Linked DNA regions of Mus musculus: all the other regions are linked to region 1. The links are chromatin loops, found by intact Hi-C in ENCODE. Cell type or tissue: gastrocnemius. All regions are shown on one strand. Links, peaks and the distances in the headings refer to the core of each region. The heading gives the core; the rest is flanking DNA.

Evidence for each region. Hi-C counts contacts between places; a loop is a spot of excess contacts. Peaks named below come from ENCODE experiments on the same cell type or tissue, not always from the same donor. Only the 100,000 strongest peaks of a DNase experiment are listed, where the experiment ranks them.
Region 2: a loop joins it to region 1, with 3 times the contacts of the local background. A loop is called at or near these places in 11 of 42 quality-filtered maps.
Region 3: a loop joins it to region 1, with 5 times the contacts of the local background. A loop is called at or near these places in 5 of 42 quality-filtered maps.

What each region holds. Positions count from the first base shown.
Region 1 is chr1:160,788,368-160,796,268 of GRCm38, reverse strand. Rabgap1l (RAB GTPase activating protein 1-like) reads left to right here and starts at 3,331. Exons shown (of 21, transcript NM_013862.5): 1 at 3,331-3,533. It overlaps Gm37083 (a long non-coding RNA gene), which reads right to left and starts at 4,374. Exons shown (of 3, transcript XR_003948752.1): 1 at 3,956-4,374. In gastrocnemius, for the core only: no CTCF peak of the experiment used is centred there; DNase peaks (open chromatin) are centred at 3,304 and 4,214; H3K4me3 peaks cover 2,020 bases; H3K27ac peaks cover 2,124 bases.
Region 2 is chr1:160,902,078-160,909,978 of GRCm38, reverse strand. Rc3h1 (RING CCCH (C3H) domains 1) reads right to left here and starts at 3,568. Exons shown (of 20, transcript NM_001024952.2): 1 at 3,280-3,568. In gastrocnemius, for the core only: a CTCF peak has its summit at 3,768; DNase peaks (open chromatin) are centred at 2,959, 3,171, 3,649 and 4,584; H3K4me3 peaks cover 3,338 bases; H3K27ac peaks cover 3,681 bases.
Region 3 is chr1:160,930,092-160,937,992 of GRCm38, reverse strand. It overlaps Rc3h1 (RING CCCH (C3H) domains 1), which reads right to left. Exons shown (of 20, transcript NM_001024952.2): 2 at 7,649-7,901. The coding sequence starts at 7,879. Among named protein-coding and RNA genes, the nearest start is that of Rc3h1, 28 kb to the right of the region's middle. In gastrocnemius, for the core only: CTCF peaks have their summits at 2,228 (motif pointing left) and 3,670 (motif pointing right); a DNase peak (open chromatin) is centred at 2,253; H3K27ac peaks cover 1,230 bases.

The DNA of each region.
Region 1 (7,901 bases), core at 1,489-6,488:
GGTGTTTTTGTTATTCACTAAGGAGGGTCATTGTCACAGACAAAGAAAAGCAGTCTGATAGTGAGATAAATTTCAGACATTTCTATCAGGTATTGGTAGCTATCATCTTTCTTCTTATTGGGTAATAAAAATAATAAGTCAGTCTTCAAGAAACGTTAACACTGCCTGCCTCTCTCATGATTGAGAACATGTTCTGATTTCCATAAACATATTGCTTGTTGACCGTGTTGTGGTTATCATTATTGATAGTGGTGGTCATTGTCTTCCTTCTCATCTTCTTTTTCTCCCTCCCTCCTTACCTCCCTCCCTCCCTTCTTCCCTCCCTTCTTTCCTTCCTTCCTTTCTTGAGACAGATTCTCACATTGTAGCCCAAGGTGTCCTGGAACTCACTTTGTATTCCAGGCTAGTCGTGAACTTGTGATCTTCTTGCCACCATACCTGGCTGGTTGAGTGTGTTCTTATTCTGTCTGAAAGGATGACTTTAGTATAGGCTTAGAATGATTTTTTCAGCTTTAAATAAGAAGGAAGGAGAAAAGTCTTCCTGCCTACACTGTATGTTTTGCTACCTCTCGTTTCTCCTTTCTTTAGGGAGCCAGTTCCATTTTTCTTTCTCTTTTCTTCTGTCTGTCTGTCTTTCTTCCTTCCTCCCTCCCTTTGTGTGTGTGTGTGTGTGTGTGTGTGTGTGTGTGTGTGTATGTGTGTGCTTTCTCTTGTATCCCTGGCTGTCCCGGAACTCAGTAGACCAGACTGGCCTTGAACTCAGAGATTCACCTGCCACTGCCTCCAAGTGCTTAAAGGTATGCACCACCACAACCTAGGTTACCAGGGTTATTTTTCTAATCTTTCCAGTGTCAGACAAACAACAACAACAACAACAAAACAACTCTGAACCAATATAATAGTGGCCAGGGAGTGGTTGTGTGGGTAAGAACATTTGCTATGCAAACATGGAGACCTAAGTTCAGATCCCCAACACCCATGTAAAAATAACCAGGTGTGGCCATGCATGCCTACAACCCCAGTGCTGGTTAGAAATGGACACAGGAAGTCTGCTAGAGCCTGCTGGCTGACAGCCTAGCCAAACCGGTGAGCTGTGGTTCAGTGAGAGACTCTGTCTTAAGAGAATAGCATAGAGAATGGCAGAAGATACTCAGCATCCTCTTTTGGTTTGGTTAATGTATACTTAAGTATAACACACACACACACACACACACACACACACGCACACACACACACACACAAAAGACAAAACAAAAATATAAAAAACCCCTCACATGTTAAATGCATATAAACATGGTTACCCATTAGAGTCATTAGGTGCTTTTATTAGGGCAAGCTGATTTAAATAAAGCACAGAATTTAAACTAATTTTTTAAGTGCAGTGATGAGTTCTCAGACATTACATAAATAACCCAGTCTGGGAAGGGTTCTGGGTAGTAGACAAATCCCTATGAGGACCTTCTAAAATTTTATCAAGTACAGAATCTATTCATGTCATTAAAACAATATCTGTGGGAGAGTCATATGATTCTTCCTTCCATAATATGTATTGAAAAATTCAGACTTGACTGCAAATAATAAAAATCTAAATTCATTTTAAAAATCCTAAGTAACTAAGAAAACATCTTGACTCAGGGAAATGACTAAATCTAGAGGATGACTTCTGGCTTATTTTGAACTCTTTCATAATGTGTCAGCTTCGCCTTCGGGTCAGCTTCCTTCACTGTAGAGGTGGTGGCTTCGTTAACTAAACCCACCCATCTCAGCAGCTAGTGTGAGGAAAAACTCCTTTTCATTCTCCTCCACACACAAGATGTGCCTGGCTGTGTTCAGTGTTTAATATTGTCAGTTTGACAGGATATAGGATTATCTGGGAGACAAGCGTCCAGGCGTGCCTGTGAGGGGTGATCTAGATTAGGTTAACTGAAGTGAGAAGTCCGGCTTTCACGTGAAGTCACACCCTTCTTAGGCCTGGCCTCCTGGTAAACAGGAGAAAGTGAGCTAAGTCCTAGCCTTCATTGTCCCCTTTGTCAAATAACTTCGCTTTGTTTAGAAGATACCTGAAGGCAAATGCTATGTATGGCCTTTTCGTGTGCTGATTTTCTCATAGAGCCTGGCTCAGTATCTACTTCTCGTATATTTACAATGAGACTCTGCAAACGTGGAAGTCAACAGATGATTTGTGTTAATTAGATCCTAACTTTATTAGGTATCAAACTTAAAGCATTGAGTCAGGTTCTGGTTAGGAGGTCTACTCAGGGTACAGAGCTTAACAAAAATACCTTCTGGGAAGGACCTAACACGGAGGGGAAACCCGAATGAGTTGGAACACTTTTGCTATGACACAGCATCTGTAGGCATTAACATTAAGAAAAAGGAGAAAAGAAACTTGGGTTTGAAGGTCCTTTGACAAATGTTACAGGGTAGCTTTTGGATCTGGGTGGACAATAATGACAGACCAATTGAAGTGTTATAAGAAAAGAGAACTTTCAACTCAAGAAGCTACTCTAGAGGTCCAATCTCTGGACACATTCAATTCAAACAGTAATATTTACTGAACGGATACTTTCTATAAGCCAGGTAGGATTCATCATGAAAGGCACAGAAATGGGTGAACAGGTCCCTCTAGAATCTCTAAAATATTTCACAGATTAAGGGTACACATATTTGTGCCATAAACCTGAGAAAAAAAGTTCTTATGAGATTCAAGGAATGTACAGGTCTTTTCTGGCTGCTTGATCTAGAAAGGAAAAAATTCACAGTTCAAAAATTAGTACAATATTTGTGGCAGAAAGTAAATACTTTAGTTTATCTGTCCTCCAAAATCTACTCTCTGAAAGGCTAAAAGGTGAGACCCGGGATGCCTTTACCGTTGGGTTAGCGCTTTCCTATGTAGTCTGAGTCTGGAAGAATCAATGAAGGGGGATGCCTCCAAGCACCTTCAAAGGACAAAGAGTCCCGGTGGAAAAGTTAGTCCTCCGAGGTGACTTACTGGCCTCACGGAATGGAAATATGTAAAACAGGTTTGTTAAGAAAGAATCTCCCCAAAAGGGACTTAGAACTCAGTCAGTGCTGGGGATGATTGCCAGGCACCAGCACGCGTGCTGGAGGAGGTCCTCGCGTGCCTCCGCTCTCCTAGCTCGCCCTCTGCCCTCTGCTCAGGTTTGTACTCCGCGCTTTCAGGGTTGGGGGGGCCAAGCCGAGTCAAGCGAGCCTGTGGACGCGCGCGCGCGCCGCCGACTTAGGCAGAGAAGGCACCTCCGCCCTCGGGAGCGCGCACGCCGCGCCGAGGGGCCGGGCGCGCGCGCTCCCGCCGACCGCCTCCTCCTCAGTCCGCCCCCTCCCTCGCCTCTTCCTGCCGTGCGGTCCTCTCCCCTCCCCAGCCCGCTCCCTCCGCCCCGTTCCCTCCGCCCTCCCTGGGCTTCGGCCGCGGCGGAGTGAACGGGACGGGCCCGGCCGCAGAGCTCTGGGCGGCGGGTGGGACTCGGGCGTCTGACAGAGTTGTTGTTCCGGCACGGCCGCGGAGACGTGAGGTGAGGTGAAAGCGGCCTTCGAGGGGGGCTCGAGGGCGGCCTGACGGCTGGGAGCCGCGCTCCGGGGGGTTTTGAGGTGGACCCGGCTGGTTCAGAGAGGGTCGGGGTGCGAGGCCCGGCCCGGGACCGGGATGCTGGAGCGGGGCGGAAGGCATCCGGCGGGCTCAGCACCGTCGGCCGCCTCCGGGACACCCGGGTTCTCCGTGTGGCTGGCTCGTCGCGGTGGGGCGGCCGGGCGGGAGGCGGGGTTGGCGCCCCTCACCTGGGGCCGGGTGGTGGCTTGGGCGGCCGCCGCCTCCAAGTGTGCCCTCCTGACATTGCCGCCGCCCCCGCCGGCGGTGGCCGGGATGTGGCTGCTGCTGGGCTCGCAGTCCCAGCAACCCCGAGTCCGGGGGGGCGTGTGGACAGGTTTATTTTCTTACCCACTTGAAAGCGTCGGTTGGATCCCGTGTCCTTCCCTCGCTCTTCCCTTTCCTCCGCCCCGCGCACTTTGCTCCGTTCCTGCTGGCGATGCTTGTGGTTTTGCTGTCTGGGATAGGCTGTTTTTTGGGCAGATCTCTACCTGCCAGGAATGCCCCGCTTCAAAGTTGACCGCGTGGGCCCCGACAGACACTCATCCACACCCACGCGCATGTTGTCCTCCGTGTCCTGATAACTGAGTCAAAGTTTCTGAGACCGAGCTGGTACTTTGCTCGGATCGCCAACGGTGCAGGGCTGGGCAGTGCGTCAGCATGTGGAAAGGGGCCACTGGCCATTGGGGAGGTGGCCAGGAGCAAGGAAGGCTGAACTGAGAAGTTCATTTGTGGTCTCAAGACAGTTTCGTTCAGGTGCTTATATATTCTTTTTGGACTTCTCAGAGTTGGTTATATCAGAAAAAGACTCGAATTTAGGCGATCGTTTTTTCAGAACCGATGGTATGCAAATTAAATGAACCGCTAACCTTTAATGGTAAGGGCTTGCTTGACCTGCTTAGTGCTGTTTGGAAACAGATGTCAAAGCATGCATTTTTTTTTCCAATGGACAGTTTAGATGATTTTAATGCATCTAAATTTTCTTGTGTATGAGAAGAGGTAGATAGTTGACTGTCACAATTCAGAGAACACAATTTCCTGAAAACCTTAAGACTTTTCTTGTAGTAGTGTTTACATTTGGCAGCCGCTGCACTTCTGTAGAATGTCCAGTAATCGTGATCAGGAGGTACAGACATGAAGTTTGTAGTCAAATTGGAAGTGGATTCTATTCGTGGAAAATACTAGTTTACAAGCTGCCTGGAAAGGGAAATTGGCCTGTGATTCATTGTCTTAGTTGTGTTCTCTATATGAAACTGACACTGAGGTTGAAAGGAGAAAGGCTAGATGAATTTAATATAGTATATGTTACTACAAAATGTACTTCTTGGGAAGCTAGCTAAGACTTTGAGTTAGATTGATGACCATATTAAATTAGTTCAAGATGTACTCTTAATATACTAAACCACCTGGGGAGAAATAGATGTGATTGTTCAGGGCTTATCTGTGAGCATGTTGGAAAGCTTAATTTGTGCTCTGGGAAGCTGCAAATAAGGTAGGAAGCTCCAATATTATTGAGGAAAATAGCAAATATACAAACAAGTGCAAAAGGTATGGCTGTAGACCTATGGCAGTTTTCTTTCTTTCCTTCTTTTTAAAACATTGGATGGGAAGTTCTGTATATTATGTTTGTGTTGTTCTGAGAATTTTTGCTTGTTTGATCATTCCCTCATGATTTATATCATTAGGGTGTTCTAAAAAATATTTGAAAAGTTGTATTATTTTTGTTGGGGTATTTATTTATTTTTTAAAGATTTATTTGATTTTATGTGTTTTATCTCCACACAAGTCTGTGCACCCCCTCTGTGCCTGGTGCCAGAGGAGACCAGAAGAGGGCATCAGATACCCTGGAACTGGAGTTACAGACAGTTGTTAGCAGCCATGTATGTCCTAGAATTAAAACCAGGTCCTCTGAAGGAACATCTAGTGCTCTTAAACCACTGAGCTGTCTTTGCCTTATTTACTTATTTTTTGAGACAGAGTCTTATATGGTAGCTCTGACTGACCTGAACTTACTATATAGCCCACACTGACCTTAAACTTATAGCAGGCCTTCTGCCTCAGCCTTCTAAATACATATTAGGATTATGGACATGAACCAAGCCCAACTATATTTGTCATTGACTTACAAAGTATTATTAAGCAAGTGAAACAAGAGTTTTCATTTCTGTCAGCTCATTAGTTCTGAATTTGTGACTTTTGAAAAACTTTGCTTTGCCTGAAACTTGACATGGTTTAATTGCTGTATATTTATTTGAACTCTCAGATACTGCAGTGAGGCTGAAAGTCTTAGGTCTGGGGGAGTAGTGAAAAGTGGAAATTCTGTAGTTCCAAGTACAAATATTATATGGGAGAGATTAACAGATTTGCATACTGACTCTGAAGGAAGGAACAGTTAGGTGTATAAAGTTCTTGCACTGGCGGTATAGAACTGGGAGTCTGTTTCAGCCTACCATTTTCTTTTTAAAAATTCTTGATAATTTATTATTATTTATTTATTGTTTATGTGCCTTGCCTGCATGCATGTGTACCATGTGTGTGTTCTTGGTGCCCCTGGAGGTCAGAAGACGGCATCACATCCTCTGTATCTGGAGTTAAAGATGGTTGTGAACTGCCATGTGGGTGCCTGGACCTTTGTAAGAGCAACATGTGCTCTTAACTGTTGAGCGAACTCTCCAGCCCCCAGCCACCATTCTTTAAGTTGTATGGAGATGAGGGCTTCAGGAGATTGAAGTCAAACAATAGGGTAGCCTTTGGGAGTCCCAGCACAGAGCTCTTCTCCTGCCCCTATGTCTTATAGGTTTCAATCAGTTTTTGCATGTTTATAACAGCTTTTAAACATTATTTTAAACATTTAATTTAACATTTAAACATTTTAATGATATTTATTATAAAATGTATTGCCAGAAAACAAAACAAAACAAAACAACAAGAAAAACATCAGACACTGAAATTAACCAGACCCAAAGTATAACTCTTGTCTCATATAAATGATTTAGTTCCAGAGTTTGAGATACAAAGACTGAACATAGGACTTTTAAATTTTTTTCCTAGTCTTTCTCAGACAAGATCTTGCTGTATAACCTATCCTGGGCTCCAGTGCGTATGAACTTAGTCTGAACTCGTGATCCTCTTTGCTTCTTGATAGCTGGGATTTCACCACTATGCCTGGCCAACCCAGGGATTTCTTTAGTTTTAAGCTATTTGTCATGACAAATGGAAACAGAAAAGAAAGAGTTGAACCCAAGTAACGAAGACATACTCATTAATTCTTTTTAAAAAAGACTTAATTAAATTTTTCTTTAAAAAGTTTGCTTATTTTGTGTGTGTTTACATGTCTGTCTGTGTATACCACATGTGTTTCTGGTACCCTTGGAGTTCAAAAGAGGGTATTGGATTCCTTAGAATTGGATTATGGGTGGTTATAAGCCATGGGTGCTGGAAATAAATTGTTTTTAACTCCCGAGCCACCTCTCCAGCCTGATATACTCATTTTTTGACTTGACTGCTGTCTTTTAAGAGTAGACAGGAGTTTTGTCTTTATAGTTAATATTTAAATTGGGTATATGTATGTGGACATTAATGCTATGTGGACATTAGTTACTAAGAATTAATGAATTTAAGCAGACTTATATCTCGACATTTTAATTTTTATATTTCATTACTTTCTATATTGCTTATTCAGCCAACAAGATGCCATAATTGTTTAGATATAGAAATTTCATGCTTATGCTCATTCATTATGGGTTATTTTCTTCTTCTTTTTAAAAAAATATATAGGTTTTGGGAATTTTCCTAGGAAACATGTAGATATAGTTTTAGTTGATTTAGAGTTAGATTTGGGATAAGATTATTAGTGTGCTTGAAATTTTGAGCCTTCTTATTTTCTAAATAGTCGTAAAAATAGAAAACACACTTTTATAAATACTCATGAAAAATCTAGCTACAGGCAGTGTTGTTGTGATAGACATAGTACAGCCAAAAATACATTTAGGAAACTTCTTTGCTCCTTATCCAGTTTAGCATGCTTAAGTAGAACATCAGAAAAGTATTTCAACAAAACCAGTTTTTCTCAGAGTATGAAGTCTAAACAGTAGTTTGTGAACTATGCTGTCCCTTGCCTATTTTAAGTGCAGCAAGTACTATAAGTCTTTAAGAGCAAATTAAGTTAAAAACAAAACTAATTCTAATGGAGAATTCTTAGTAATAGAAGTTCCATTGGAAGATGCAAGCTTGTGTTAAGAATTTTGGGGAAATTAGGAATAAGATATTTGCTTTTTTTAATTGCACTGTTTCTAAA
Region 2 (7,901 bases), core at 973-5,972, 110 kb before region 1:
TGTTGCTCTTGCAGAGAACCTAAGTCTGGTTCCCAGGACCCTTATGGTGGCTCACAACCATCTGGAGGATCTGACAGACTTTTCTGACTTCTGCAGGATCAGAATGGTGTACACACATAAACTCATATACATAAAATAAAAAACTGAAGATAAAAAGTATGAATGTTCATATGTCATTGCATTTGAACCTGCTTTAAAAAGCAAACAAACAAAAAAAGCATTTTTTTAAGGATTCAGATTTATACCTTCTTGACCATATAAGTATTTGGCATTGTACAAGTAACAGAAATAGGGGTCAAGTACAATGCTATAAAACATTCACAGCAGGAAAAGAAAACTGTCAATACAGAATGATGCTTCTAGGTTTAATAATGATACACGTAGTAGCTGTAAAGCAGCTACTTTGTATCAGAAGATGTAGGTATGAGTACACTCTTATCTACTAAGTATGTGATCTTTTTGCTATTGACTTAGCTGTTTCTAACTCTATATTCTGTATATGTGAAGTAAGGATAACAATGCAACCACTAATGCAACAGGAGGAGAAGGAGTAGATAAACAGTTTTAAGAATATGCTCTCAGACACTATACACAGACACACATGCATACATACATATTTTGTTTGTTTGTTTCCTTGAGGCAGGGCCTCATTCTAGTCTAGACTCATCTGGAATTTACTCTGTATCCCAAATTAGCATCAAACTTGCAGTGATCCTCCTGCTTTTACTTCTACAGTACTAAGAGTCACTAGCCACAGCTTTGGTTTTTTTGTTGATGATGATAATGGTTTATGTGCTAGGGATAGAACCCAGGCCCTCACGAATGCTAGGCAAGCACTTTACCATAGCCATATATATACTCCTTAACCCTGTAATTTTTACTTTATTTTTTTTGGTTTTTCGAGACAGGGTTTCTCTATGTAGCCCTGGCACAGACACACCCCCTGTTTTGTTTTGCCTTTTTTTTTTTTTTTTACAGGAGTGCTGGGAATTCGAGCTTAAGTCTTTATATCTACTTAGCAAGCACTCTTACCCACTGACATGAGCCATTTCTCCCTCGTTTCTTAGTTGAAGGCTTTTGTTTTTTGAAAAATTAGATTAACAAGTCATTGATGAAGTAATGAAGGTTTTTTTTATAACTTAAAATTTACAAACTCATAAATTAGTTTGTACTTTTTCTAATATGTTTAGGCCACACAATGAATTTCAGTATCATTACAATACACATGATTCTTTGTATCTAATAAAATTCACTAGGAAAAGAAAACTTACCAATCTGAGTTCTTCAAAAACAAAAAACAAAGTGTTCTGAAATTCTTGGCCATCTCCCCTCCCCAAAGTCAAATTAGCAGGAGATATATAATATAAAAATTGTCTCTCCATGATTCAAAAGATCAAAGCATCCATGACAATATTATACTAGGGATACAATATTATACTAGGCATAAAATAAGTTTGCAGATATTAATCTATGATACTACTATACTCACTTTATGTTTTATATAATTATTCACTATCAACTCCTCAATAGAATTAGAAACTAGTACTGCTAATTAAATTTCATATTACTGAACAATACTTTTAACAGTCAGAGATAGATTTTCATTAGGAAATTACCCTAGAAATTGGCAAAAGCTATCAAGCAATATCTTCTTTGTACAAGTCAACCTTCCTTTTAATATTAACTCAGCCCAACATTCAGGATGCTAAGACAGGAAGACTGTTAATTCCTGCCCAACCTGGGCTACATCAAGACCACGTCTCCAAAACAATAAAAGGAAAGGAAGAAACACAAAGACCCCTAGATAGATCCTGAAAGTGAATATTAAGCAGTCTTCTTGAATGCTTTCAAGCTTTTTAATAATTTTTCTGCATACCCACGTAGAAAATGGAATAAAATTTACCTCTTCCCCCTCCATTTGAAAATGTATGTGGTAAATGCCTAGAAAAATTACATTTAGGAGAAATAGCTAACTTTTAAGTATAAAGATATTATTGCAGTATAGCATACTAACATAAAATGAGGTGTCTCATCCTAAGCCTAGCCACTTAAAACAGAACCACAACTGGTTTTTGTTTTTTGAAAACTATCAGTAAAAGTTTCTATTGTCTGGCATTTTGTTGGCTGAATTAGTTTTTTGATACAAGTCTTGTCAAATCAGGATACTCTGCCTCAGCCTCCTGAGTGCTAGGATTCACAGGCAAGCATAACGGCAGGCTAAAAGTATTGGAAATCTTAGAAAGTAGGCTTTAAATATGAAATTTCAAACAGAGAAAAAAGAATCTTCTCCAAATTTTGGGACAAACTGGAAAAAAAATGATTAGAATATGAGACAGACACATGAACTCCTAAGGGAGACAGATGAACCACTTCTCTGTCCTAAGTGCTTCCAGCAGATACCAAAGAGGTTAATGATATCGCCTCTGCTGTACACAATTCAAAATGGCTAGTTAGAAAAGTTCCGCTCAAACCTTAACAATCTGTCTCCGTGCTGCCAATAAGTGGCTTTGTTTCCAGTTTCACGGACTATTCTGGGATGTCAAGAGTTACATTATTGCTGCTTCAAAAAGAGCCCTTGTTTCGGCTAGCTCCCTCGGACCTGGGATGTGAGTACCGTGGTGTTTACAGAGACCTGATGTTTAGAACCTTGTTAGGAAAGGTCCACCCCTTACTACTCCATCCTTTACCAACAACCACATTTTGTGTGTTTTTGTTGTTGTACACTTATAGTCTTTTTGAAAAAGGCACCTGCACATGGTTTCGTCTTGGCCAATAGGGTTTATCTCCAGGAACTCCTGGGAAACCGACACCCTAAAACCCACTTGGCCAAGGGAGGAAGGGGGCTGGGGAGGGAGCAGCCACGCCTGGCAGCTAGGCAGGAGCGGCGGCTGTTTACAGGCGCCTACTCCCTCCCCCACCGCACAGACAGGGGTCCAAACAACATTTCCTGCGAGCAAACTCACCGCCCGCCCGCTGTCCTCCGAGGGACCTCGGAACCAGTCAGCCTCGGACCCCCCCAACCCCCCGCTCCCGCCCCAGCCTCCCCAGCCTTCCCGGCGTCCAGGGCGGCGTCCGCACCGCCCCTCGGCCTACCTACCCCGGCAGGCCCTCCGGGAGGCACGCGGAGGCCTGAGGCCTAAAGGACGCCGGCCACTGACAAGCCCTGGGGCCGGTCCCGAGCGCAGGGCGGGTGAGGACAGCCCCATCCCCGCAGTCGCTGCCTATTGTTCTCGGCCGCGGCCGCCCCGCTCCCCACACTGCCGACCGCCACTTGCTCACCGCTCTGGTCCGAGCAGCAGCTCCTCTCAGCTCCGAGTCCCTGCGGCCGTCGCCACCGTCGCGGCAGCCGCCGCCGCCGCCGCTGCCACCATCGACTCTGACTCTGTCCCAGGCCGCCGGACCACGGCCGTAGCCGCCACCGCCAGCGCCGCCTCCAGCCCCCCACCTGCTGCTGCTGAGGCTGCTCCTGCAGCAGGGGCCATCTTGTTGGTCGGCCTCCCCTTCCTCCTCCGCGTCCTCCGCCGCCCGTCGCTCGTTGTCCTCGTCCCCTTCCTCTTCCTCAGACTCCGGCCCGCCCCGAGACTGGGGCGGAGATGAAGGCGAGGCTCCTCCTCATGGGGCGTGGCCAACGGGGCGGGGCGTGGCTAACGAGGTGGGGCGTGGTCGTCTGAGGGCGGGGCCGGGAGGAAAGCTCTGAGTCACCGGCCCCAACGCCCTGTCGGGAGCGGGCGACGCGCCCCGCCCGTGTCTCGAGCGCTGTCGCGCCCCGAGTGGAGAAACTTGTCCCACCTCCTCCCGGGCCACCCGCCTGGCCTGTGGCCACAGTGCCTTTGGTGCTGGCAGGCAAGAGGCCAGGCGGTTCCCGTAAGCTCACTCCTATGGAGTCTCGCGCTGCCTCTGAGCTTGTCACTTTCTGAGGTCTGGACTCTTCCTCGACTCTAGCATCTTTTTTCTTATATGCTACCTCTCCCCAGCCTCACTCGCGCTTGTGTGTGTGTGTGTGTGTGTGTGTGTGTGTGTGTGTGTGTGTGTGTGTGTGTCTGTGTGTGTGTGTCTGTGTGTGTGTCTGTGTGTGTGTGTCTGTGTCTGTGTGTGTGTGTATGATGGCGTTTCTCTTAAGCTCTGGACTCTTCCTCTTGTATCTGTTTTGCATCCCACCCCTTTCCAGTACCCTGTGTTGTGGGGTGTGTGTGCACACATCTTCGACATAATTCGGTTTAGCCAAATTCTGGAGAACCGAAAGAAACGGAATTCTAATACTATATAGTATTAAATTTATATTCTAATTTTCACATTAAAACTGTCCTCAAGTCAACACCATAAAATGCTCCCCGCTCTCCTTCTGCTTCCTGCTTTGTCTGTGAAAGCAGAGAATTTGTTGTTCTGTCCTTTCTTTTTTTTTTTTTTTTTTTTTTTTTGTTCTGTTTTTGAGACAGGGTCTCTCTATTATATACCCTTGGCTATCCTAGAAATTCTTCTGTAGACCAGGCTGGCTTTGAACTCACAAGAGTTCCATCTGTCTCTGTCTTCCAAGTGAAGGAATTAAAGGCATGGGCCCCATGCCCAGACTGTCCTTTCTTCACTGTAAACTCACCAACATCGATTTAAAACAAACAAACAAATTACTTCCACATCTCACAAGAAACAATTACTGGGTGGCTGTTGGGCTTGTTTGGGCTTTGTTTTGGTTTCTTTTTTTTCCCCGTGGGTGTTTGATTGTTTGTTTGTTGTTGTTTTGGTTTGGCTGGGTTTGTTTTATTCCCGGAACAGAAAATCCTGGAGCCTGGACTGACCTGGAAGTTCTGAACCTCTGCTCCCTGAGAGCTCAGATTATAGGTATGGCCACCTAGCCATACCTGGCCAGGCTTTGGTTCTTGAGACAGGCTCTTGCTTTGAGACCAGGGTGGCCTGGAGCACGTTCACGGGCTCGTCTCTCACCTCATTTTTAATTTTTTTATTTTCTTGGTTTCTCTGTGTAGCTCTGGCTGTCCTGGAATTCACTCTGTAGGCCAGGCTGGTCTTGAACTCAGATTTATCTGCCTGCCTCAGCCTTCCAAGTGCTGGGATTAAAGGCCTGTGTCACCACTGCCTGCCCTGCAAATCCTTCTGCCTCTTAACTTTAGGCTTATAGGTGTAAGACAGCATATCCAGCTCACACAGCTGAAATATCACACATTTTCCTGAACTTGGAAGAGGTTTTTTTGTAGTGATTATAACTTCATGGTGGTGAGATTTCAGCTTATTTTTAGACTTATTCATGCCTTTATTGATTGTGTTTGCTGCTTTGGAGTGAGCTAAATCTGTAATCTCTTAAACTACTAAATACAGCTGTCCCCACTTATCTGAAATTTCTATGATTTGAGTTAGCTCTGGACAACTGTAAACCAAAAATATTCAGTGAAAAATTCCAGAAATAATTCATGAGTTTTCAATGAATTTTTATAATATGTTGTTATAATTGTTCTATTTATCACTAGTTGTTAACTATGCCTAATTTGTTAAATAAAACCTAATTATTCTTATGTAAAAGTAAACACATAGAAGGTTCTGTACTATTCTCCTTCAGTTTAGTCATCTGCTGAACAGTTGGGAACATACCCTAGTCAGATAAGAGCCTGGTTCTTGCAGTAAGCCAGGACCTGATTTCCAGCAGCCCTAAAGTTTAGGCCAGCGTGTTACTAATCTAAACGTTATCTCTTGGAAAGCCTTTCCCTCCTCAAACAACCAGGGGTCAGTCCCCTACTAGGACAAACAGATAGTCTGTTCCTCCTGCCATTCCTCCCGCCTCACTCCTAGGGAACCTTCCACAACAAAGTTTTAGCTGCTGTTGCTAGGCACACATGCCAACCTCTCTGTTTAGGTGAAAGGAAGTAGCCCGGCTTCCATTACAAACAACCTAATGAGAGTTCCTTAAAATAGGAATAGTGCTATACCTCTGCTAGCTATTCCAACTAACAATAAGCTAAATACAGAGGTTCCTCCAAGTTTATTTGAACTACATAACTGAGCAAATACTTGTTGGAAAAGGAAGAACAGCTCTGTAGAAACAAGTGTTTCTAATGAAATGAACCTGGGAGGAGTCATTTAGGTTTTGAATTCTGCAATTAGACTAGATGTGAGATACAGAAGACAATATGTCCCCCGAGACCAAGTCTATTTAAAAGAGATGTGGTAATCTATCAAGGGGAAAGAATTTCGTGTGAATTTTATCCCGAAATTAATAACTCTTTGTAAATTTTAGTTAGTAAATCAATCTCTCTCCCCCTAATTTTTCTAAGTTTTAACATTACTAGGGTCTTCACATTAAGAATTAGAAAATTAAATTAGATGGTATGCTGGGTTTATATGGGCATATAATTTAAATTTCAAAACTTTGGAGATTAAAGCACCCCATGGCGGTGCACACCGTCAGTCCAGCACTCAAGAGGCAGAGGCAAGGGTATCTCTGTGAGTTAGCCATCTTGGTCTATTAGTGAACTCCAGGCCAGCCAAGGCTACCCAGTGAGACCTTGACTCATAAATGAATGGATCAAATCAGTCAGTCAATCAAAACTTTTAAAATTAAATTTAAAAAGTGTATTGATGAAGACAGCTAGGTATGTTGGCATAGGTCTTTGGTCCCAGTACTTTGGAAGCTGAGGCAAGATGACTAAAATTTCAAGTCCACCTACGTAGGGTGAAAGGTCCTAGCCCACTTTTAAAAACCTATCAAATTCCACCAGTTCCTAAGCACAAAATCCCACCAATCCCTGGGCTCTCCTTGAAATCTCACCAATCACCAGTCTGGAAATCCCTGGAAAGCCTATCCCCTATAGAAAGCCCGTCTCCTGCTCAGTTACCAGCTGCCTCTTGCCAGAGCCGCGTCAGCCACCCACATGCCTTTTTCCCCAAGAAATCTCTTGTGTGAGGTTTGTTGTATGGTGTGACTGTGTGGTATTCTTTGGTTCCCTGCTGCCAGAATACCTTTCCTTCAGACTGTAACACTTGTATTGGGGAAACCTTTCCCCTCAGAGCAGAACTGTAACACTTCCATTGGGGAAACGCTCCCTCTCAGAACTGCAACACCTCTGTGAGGGAAAACTTCCCTCAGAACTGTAGTACTGCCACTGGGGAGGCCTTCCCCTTAGAGCTGTAACACTTAAAGCCTGGGCTATAGAGCGAGACTGTATCAAAACTTAATTCATCTTTTTTAAAAAAAATCTGTTCCTGCTGGGCCATAGTGGTATACATTTTTAATCTCAGCAGTCAGGAGCCAGAGACAGGTGGATCTCTGTGAGTTTGAAAGGTCAGCCTGGTCTACAGAGCCAGTTCTGGGATAAGCAGGGATACACAGAGAAACACTGACTCAAAATAAATAAATAAATAAAAAAAATAAAACATATTACTAAGCCAGGTATGGTGGTACATGCTTTTAATCACAGCATTCAGGAGGCAGGCAGAACGGAGAGTTGGAGGTTAGCCTGGTCATGTGACAGGGTCTAGGCTACATAGACTGTGTCAAAAGTTAAGACAATCTAAATGTTTTATAGTCACTTTGTGCTTAGAAATCTAAGCTATTTAGTTTTATTTACTATTTTATGAAACTTTACTGTGGAATGCCCAGAAATTTAGATTCTGCCCCCTTCTCTACCATCAATATACTACTACTAAACGAATCACTTTGTGGTGAAGCCCTTGGTTCGAAGCCTAGAGGAAACCCTCAGGAAGTCCCCCAGTCTCTATTGTCCTCTGTAATTTTTGTGCTTTGAGTTTGGGTCTCACTGTGCACCCGTGGCTGGCCCGGAACTCGCTTTGTAGACCCATCTGACTGCTAATTTGCAACTATCTTACTGCCCCTATCTCTACATTCTAGGATTGCAGGTGTGTTCCACTATAGGCACCTCAAGAAGCATTTTTAAATC
Region 3 (7,901 bases), core at 973-5,972, 140 kb before region 1:
TGTTTTCAAACTTTTACTTGCATATATTATCCATTATTATTTCCATAAAAGCCTTATTAAAAGAATTCAAATACTATATAATTAACTAGATTGCATATATAATTCAATGATCTACAGTATTAGTAAATTTACAGTTGAATAACTATAGCAACTAAATTGAAAATTTTCTTCATCACTCTGCCCCCTCCCCCCAAAAAGAACCTTATCCCTTTATTACCCCGAGACAGGGTCTCGCTCAACTGTGCAGCCCTGGCTGACTTGGAACTTATGCCAGACCCATTTGAAGTATAGGGATTAAAAGTGTGGTATGTACCCACTTTCTTTTTGGTGAGTATGTACAGAAACTAGAGGAAAATTTCAGTGGTTGTTTCTCACATACCTAGAGAAAGGGTTTTCACTGGCCTAGAACTTGCCAAGTAGGCTAGGCTGGCTAGCCTAGGATCTTGGAGATCCCAGGGATCCTCAGCCTTGACAATGTAAGTGTGCCAACACATATCTCTTTGTAATATTTATTTGATATGAATTGGTGTTTTGCCTGCACATGTCTGTGTACCACACATGTAAGTTACAGAAGGTTGTGAGCTGCCATGTGGGTGCTGGGACTCAAACTTGGGTTTTCAGGGAGATCAGTTAGTGCTTTTAATCATGGGGTCATATCTCTAGCTTCCATACCCACTTCTATCTGGATTCTGGGGATTAAAGATTCCATGCATGTAAGGAAAATGCTTGACCAGCTGAGCTACTTTCTTAGTCCTCAATATTTCATTTATTTTAATTGCTAATTATGATTTCATTATTTGAATATAACTCATGGTACTTATGTGGGCTCCAACAGGTAACCTGCTTACATACCATTTAATATACTTACCACATATCACCCACTTTTTTATTTTGAGGTAGGGTCTAAACAACTTGGGAACTCACAAGGATCCTTGAGCCTCAGCCTTTCACGTGGTTGGATTACAGGTGTATGCCACCATGCCCCGCTTTCCCTTTCTTATAGAACCATGGCATTGGGTACAAAGTAGTGCCTCAATGTAGATTTTTCAAAATTAATGAAATGTTTTAGTATATGTGCTGCCGATGCGAGCACACTGAAATGTTTGAGTGTTGGCCATAAATGTTTATTAAGTACAATGTGACTCCCTGATGATATAAGCTTATAATTTGCAATAGTTAAACTAGGCTAATTAAGAAAATTTTCATTTCAGATACTTTGTGGTGAAAATATTTAAAATATTTTCTCTTATATTCTCTCTCAGTCAGTGTGGTGGCATATAGCTTTAATCCCAGCACACTCAGGAGGCAGAAGTAGGCAGACATCTGAGTTCAAGGCCAGTCTAGTCTACATAGTAAATTCCAGGGCAACCAAGGCTACATAGACCCTATCTCAAACATACACAAAACAATCTGCTTTCCCTTCCCTCAACATCCCTCTTTCTGCCATTTGCTCCCTCCTGCCACCTCACTCTGGTTTATATTTCAACTTCCTAGAAGACTAAGGTTGTTCTGTCATAAATTCACATAGTGCTAGGACTAAAGGCATGTGTGCCACCAAAGCTGGCAGGAGCAAACAATAGTTAAGAAAAAAGTTGTTATGGAATTGTGGCAACAGCCAGAGGTATATAAACAAGAAACCAAATTTTAGGCTAGTCACGAGTGGAGTTAGAAAAGAGTCATGTTTCATGGAAAGGCTTTCTCTGTTCTATCTGTGGGAGTTTGATGTGCTTCTGCCCTTGGTGGCCAAGGCTCCCTGCACTATTTCTGGGCTTTCCTGTTTAGGTCACAGGACAAGTCTAGTTGAAGGTAGGAGCCACACATTTGTCATACCTGCCGCTCACTCAACTATGATTCTAAAGAACCAAAGGCTCAGCATTTTCAACTTTATGTCACAAAAAAATATTTTCTAGTTCTTAAACAGTTCCCCATTAGACTTGTGATTATCTAGTCCAGAACTTTTACATTTTGTGTTATTAATAGTAATATTGTCAATATCTTGTACATTTAATTTGCTACTTCCTATCTGGTTCAGAGTCAATGCAAAGAACTTATTCTGTTCTCATCCACTCAATATACACCCCCACCCCAACCCCATCTTCTGAAAGACTGTTAACGAATAAAAATTTAACAGCTGGGGGCTGAAGCGATGGCTTAGTAGTTAAGAGCACTGACTACTCTTCCAGAGAGAGGTCCTGAATTCCCAGCAACCACATGGTGGCTCACAACCATCCCATCAGATGGGATCTGATGCCATCTTCTGGTGTATCTGAAGACAGCTACAGTGTACTCATATAAATAAAATACATGTTTAAAAAAATTAACAGCTAATACTAAGCATGTAAACTGTGTGCAGGAGGCTAGTGCGCGCACGGGGGGGTGGGGGGCACGTTACTGCACACCCTCTTCTAGAATTTGGAGGCACTTACATATATGCTTAAAAATTTAAAGAGCCATCTCTCCAACACTGATTTATTTTATCTGTATGAGTGTTTTGCCTCCATGCATAGAAAGTGCACTATTAGCATGCCTAGTGTCCAAGGAAGCAAGACGCTGGTGTTGGATCTCTAGGAAATACAGTTGTAGAAGAGTTTTTTTTGTTTTGTTTTGTTTTTGTTTTTTGTTTGTTTTGTTTTTTGAGACAGGGTTTCTCTGTATAGCCCCGGCTGTCCTGGAACTCACTCTGTAGACCAGGCAGGCCTCGAACTCAGAAATCTGCCTGTCTCTGCCTCCCAAATGCTGGGATTAAAGGCGTGCTCCACCACGGCCCGGCTGTAGAAGGTTTTAAGTGACTTATATGAGCACTCAGAACTCTGGGTCCTCTGCAGAAGTAGCAAGTTCTCTTAGCCACCAAGCCATCTCTCCAGCCCTGTTTAACTAATAATAAAAGTGTGTATGTATATAAGAAATGTTTGAACTGGGGAGTGGTACCACACAACTTTAACCCAGCAGCTGGGAGGCAAAGGCAGTAGAATCTCTGAGTTTAAGGCCAGCCTGATCTACAGAGTGAGTTCCAGGACAGCCAAGACTATGCAGAGAAACCCTGTCTCAAAACAATACCCTACCCCATTCCCCAAAAAAGGAAAAGAGAAATGTTTTAAGATAGGCTAGGGGTAGATGCACTTAATCCTTTGACAACCCAACCCAATCTCAGAGATGGCATACAGGATGAATAGGTTAGAATCACCGATGAAATAGAATGCAGACTACTCAAACTGAGGCATGCAATTGGCAAAAGCAAAGCTAAAAACACTTGATATTGTACACAATACCAAAGCTAAGTATCTTGGATTAAACTGTATGTAATTTAAACATTTAAAGCTAAAGAACAAACAAGCATTACACACTGAAATGAATAAGTTAATTTTTTTAAAGACTTAAATTTTGTTTTTCCTTTCGTGTATGTGACTGCATGTGAGTATGCATGCCAGATGAGGGCACTGGGCCCTTTGTAGCTGGAATTACTGGTGACTGTGAAAAAGAGCTGCCTGGTGTGGGAGCTGGGAAATCAGTTCAGCAGCAAGAACTCTCCAGTCCTAATCTGTAAAACTTAATGGACTGCTTGCAAGCCTTTGCTTTTCAAGAAGCTTGTGTGTGCGTGTTGTGTGCGGTACCAAGTAGGAGAAAGGAATTTAATAATTTAAGGGGTAGGGGTTACTTTGGGCCACTAGAGGGAGCTTGAACATAGAAATAGAACAGCCAATAGACCCTCAAATTGTCATCCAAATCAGTATTTTCTAAGGAAAACCTGTGTTTTCAGAGCCAAATGTATTATTCAAATATAAAGGTAAACTCAAGATTGAGTAGTTTGAGTTACAACATTTACACCTGGGAAGATATTTTTATAAAAGGTTGAAGCCTAAGAAATGTTCTCAACCACAATGCCCTGTGGGAGGCGCTAATGAAAACACTATCAGTATGAACTTAAGACAGTTTGGAAGAAAGGATGTCATTTGTCTGTGTTTCTTGCTAAGTGCCTTCTGGAGGTGATATTGTGAGTTCCCCTGGATTCTTCCTATTTTCTGTACACATAGTAACATATCCTTGAATATCCAATCGTGTGTGCTAATTTACAGAAATTACTGGGATGCTAGACTTTGTTACTGGAATTTTTAGTTGTTTGTTTTGTTTTTGAGACAAGTTTCACTATGTAATTCTGGTTGTTCTGGAACTATGTAGACCACGCTGACCTCAAACATACAGACTCTGCCTCCCAAACTGTCATTGGCTATTAAAACTGATCTGAGGGCTGGGATGGCTCAATTGATAAGAGTATTTTCTTCATATGCACAAAGACACAGATTTAATCCTTAGCACCACATAAGCCAGGCATGGTGGCACAAACCCATAACCAAGAGGATCAGGAGTTCAAGGCCAGTTACACAGTGAGTTTGAGACCGGCTTAGGATACATAAGATCCTGTTTTAAGAAAAAAAATCTTTGCCGGGTGGTGGTGGCGCACGCCTTTAATCCCAGCACTTGGGAGGCAGAGGCAGGCGGATTTCTGAGTTCGAGGCCAACCTGGTCTACAGAGTGAGTTCCAGGACAGCCAAGGCTACACAGAAAAGTCCTGTCTCGAAAAACCAAAAAAAAAAAAAAAAAAAAAAAACTTTGTTTTTGCAATAGATTTGTGGTGATATCTGTAAATGTCTAATAACTCTCTGGTATAGACAACACAGTGAATCAGTTCTGATGTTTAGGCTATTTTTAACTTGTTGCTTTTAGAGACTGTAGTGATATTCCTCTGCAGGTGCCCCCTGTATGTATGTGTTAAAACTATCTGGTTTGATAACCTGTAAGTGCAGCCACTATAGCTACAGGGTTGTACGCATTTTCCAGAGCCTGACAGATTGCACCCTCCCTAGCACATGCAAGAGCCCTGCATGACCACATGGGACCACCATTCAGACACTGGTTTGTGGGAAGATCAAAAACAAACAAACAAAACCAAAACAAAACAAAAAAAACAGAAACAGAAACAAAAACAAACCCTGCTGTTATCTAAATCTCTATTTTCCTGATTAGCGGTAGGATTAATCATTTTTTTCCTGGTTAAAAACAAACCAAACCAACCAAACAAACAAACAAAACAAAAGCAGTTTCACAGAAGCATTTTAAATTTACAGAAAATGACAAAGACAGTTCAGAGAACTCCTACTATCCCACACCTCATTCTCATTATAACGTTCTCTTTGATATTAATATGCCAATCTGGCTATAGTAATTTAGCGCATTATAGTTAAAAACTCTGATTTTACTCAGAATGCCTTACTTTTGCCTAACAGCCTTCCCGTGTTCCAGCAGCTCATCCAGAATACTTGATTGTGTGTCACTCTTTATAAGGTTCCTTTTGGGTTTTGATGATTGGAGGTTTTAAAGACTACTGGGGATACGTGTTGTATACTGACTTTTGATGGGATCTCATTTTTCTCACAAGGAGACTGGAGTTAGATATGTTTGGCAGTAAGTCCAGAGAGAGAAAAAATACCCTTTTCATCGTAGCATGCTAAAGATTCCCTATCAATATGACTTACTTCTGGTCACATTGATCCAGTTCACCTGACTGCGAAAGCATTTGCTGGATTTCTCTAACATAAATATGTGTATTTGGTGTAGGTTATCCATCAAAACTGCTCTTCAGTCATAGAAATGAGCACACGTGGTACTTAAATGAGCAGGTGGTGAAGCCAGAGATTAAATATTTTTCAGATGATATCACTTTCAGTGATAAAGTTAAGAGATATAATCTGAGACGGCCATCGAGACGGGCCAAAGGGTGAAAGTGCTTGCCACCCACCAAGTCTGACCTGAGCACAATTTCCAGGACCCACATGGTGGAAAGAGAAAGTGATTCTTTGTCTCTGTCCTCTATGTGCTCCCCTCCCCAACAATCATTCAATAAACAAACAAAAATATAATAGTAAGAAGAGAGGTGTAATCAAAAAGAAAACACACTCAAAACAAAACAAAAAACCCACAAGAATTATTCACCACATTATCACACAGGTAAAAACCACAACTCCAGAATTTAACACAGCAGTAGTTAATTGAAAAATCACACTGGTGGTAGTGGTGGTGGTCGTGGGGGGTGTAATTTTACACTTACAGAAAACCTGAAGAGTCTCTAATTTATTCTTCCTTCTTGTATGATTAGTTTTCTTTCCTTTTTAAATTTAAAATACATGATTTAAAATTTAATTTCAGAATTCTATTGGTTATGGCTGTTCCTTAAGTCTTTATCATGCCTGAATTGTGCACATGCAGTTGGGAAAAAACTGTTGTTGTTGTTCTTCTTCTTCTTCCTCCTCCTCTTCCTCCTCTTCTTCCTTCTCCTCCTTCTTTTCTTCTTCCTCCTCTTCTTCATCCTTCTTCTTTATCATCTCTTACCATGTTTTATTTCCTGCTTCCTCCCCTTTTTTTTTCAAACACCACTGTACTTGTGAACATGCTATGCAGTCCTTATCTCTGCTTTAGATAACAGTTGTAGTTATATCAAAATGGTGGTTACATGGGCATCCACTTCCCAAATACATTAAGATGTATTTAATAACTTCTTAAGGGTTAGGGAGACAGCTCAGCAGTTAAGAGCACTTGCTGCTCTTCTGGAAGACACAAGCTCAATTCCCCTGCACCCATATCAGGTAGCTCACAACTGCCTTTAACTGTGATTTCAGGGGATCCAATACCCTCTTCTGGCTTCCAAGGGTACCTGGACACATGGGGTACACAGTTACATTTAAAAAAAATGCCCTTTTTTTTCTTCTTTCTTTTGGAGACAAGATCTCACTATTGTAACACTGCTGGCCTGAATTCAAGAAATGTCTGCCTGTCTTCTACCCAGTGCTGTTAATAAAGGCACATACCACAATATCCAGTAAAAATAAAACCTTTTAAAAGCTAAGAAAGGAAAAAAATCAGTAAGTAATGACTCCCCTCAGGTAAAACAGTGCTCTTTGCCTTTCTTTCTCTATAGACTATGCAAACTGACTCAAACTTAGAAGAAACCTGGGTTCAAAGACTGGCATAAACATAATGGGCTCTAGGACAATGACTTTAAATTTCCTAAATAAAATAAAATCAGAGGCGCAAGAAATAAAATAGAACTATGAAAACTTAAAAACTATAGCTGTATCTTTGTGTTTTCCATTTCCATTTTATCTACATAAAGTCTTTGACTTCTTTTCCTACTGTTATAATTCAGTAACATACCCATTTATTTTGCTCAAACCCTTCTAGCTCTGGCCACCGGGAGCTCTTTCAACCAGCTCTGGTATGCTTTTGACATAGTCCCACTTTGTTAGAATACTTGCACAAGACACTCCATGCTCATTTTAAGGACTTGCTGTCTTAGCCCTTGAATTGACCATCCCTCCCAAGAGTTCTGCTTCCTGTTATTAAATATTGTATTAGAAACCAATATTTAAACAAAAGGCATGTATGCTGCTATTGGGACTATGGTGTCCTTAAGATTATCTTGGCTAATGAGGCTAATGAGGCAAGAAAATATCCAAATCTAATAATCCAAGTATATACATATTTATAAATATTGCTGTATGCAACCATCTATATCTACATTAAAATAAGCATGCCCACACAAAGACACATATAACTAAAATCAGTCAATTACAGACAATAACCAGTATTAAGTTACCTGAGCACCCACTAGCTGCAGTAATGCTGAGTTCACAGGAAGAAGCTCAATGTCCGTATTGATAGTGGTCTGGTCAAATGGGCAAGCCTTACGGTGGAGTTTATTCAGGCACATTTTGCAGACAGTATGGCCACAGCCCAAACTGATGGGCTTTCGAATTGTTTCGTCGAAAGTCTGAGTGCAAATTGGGCAGGAAAGGAAATCCGTCCATTGTGGAGCTTGTACAGGCATTGCTTCTGGAGTTACAATTCAC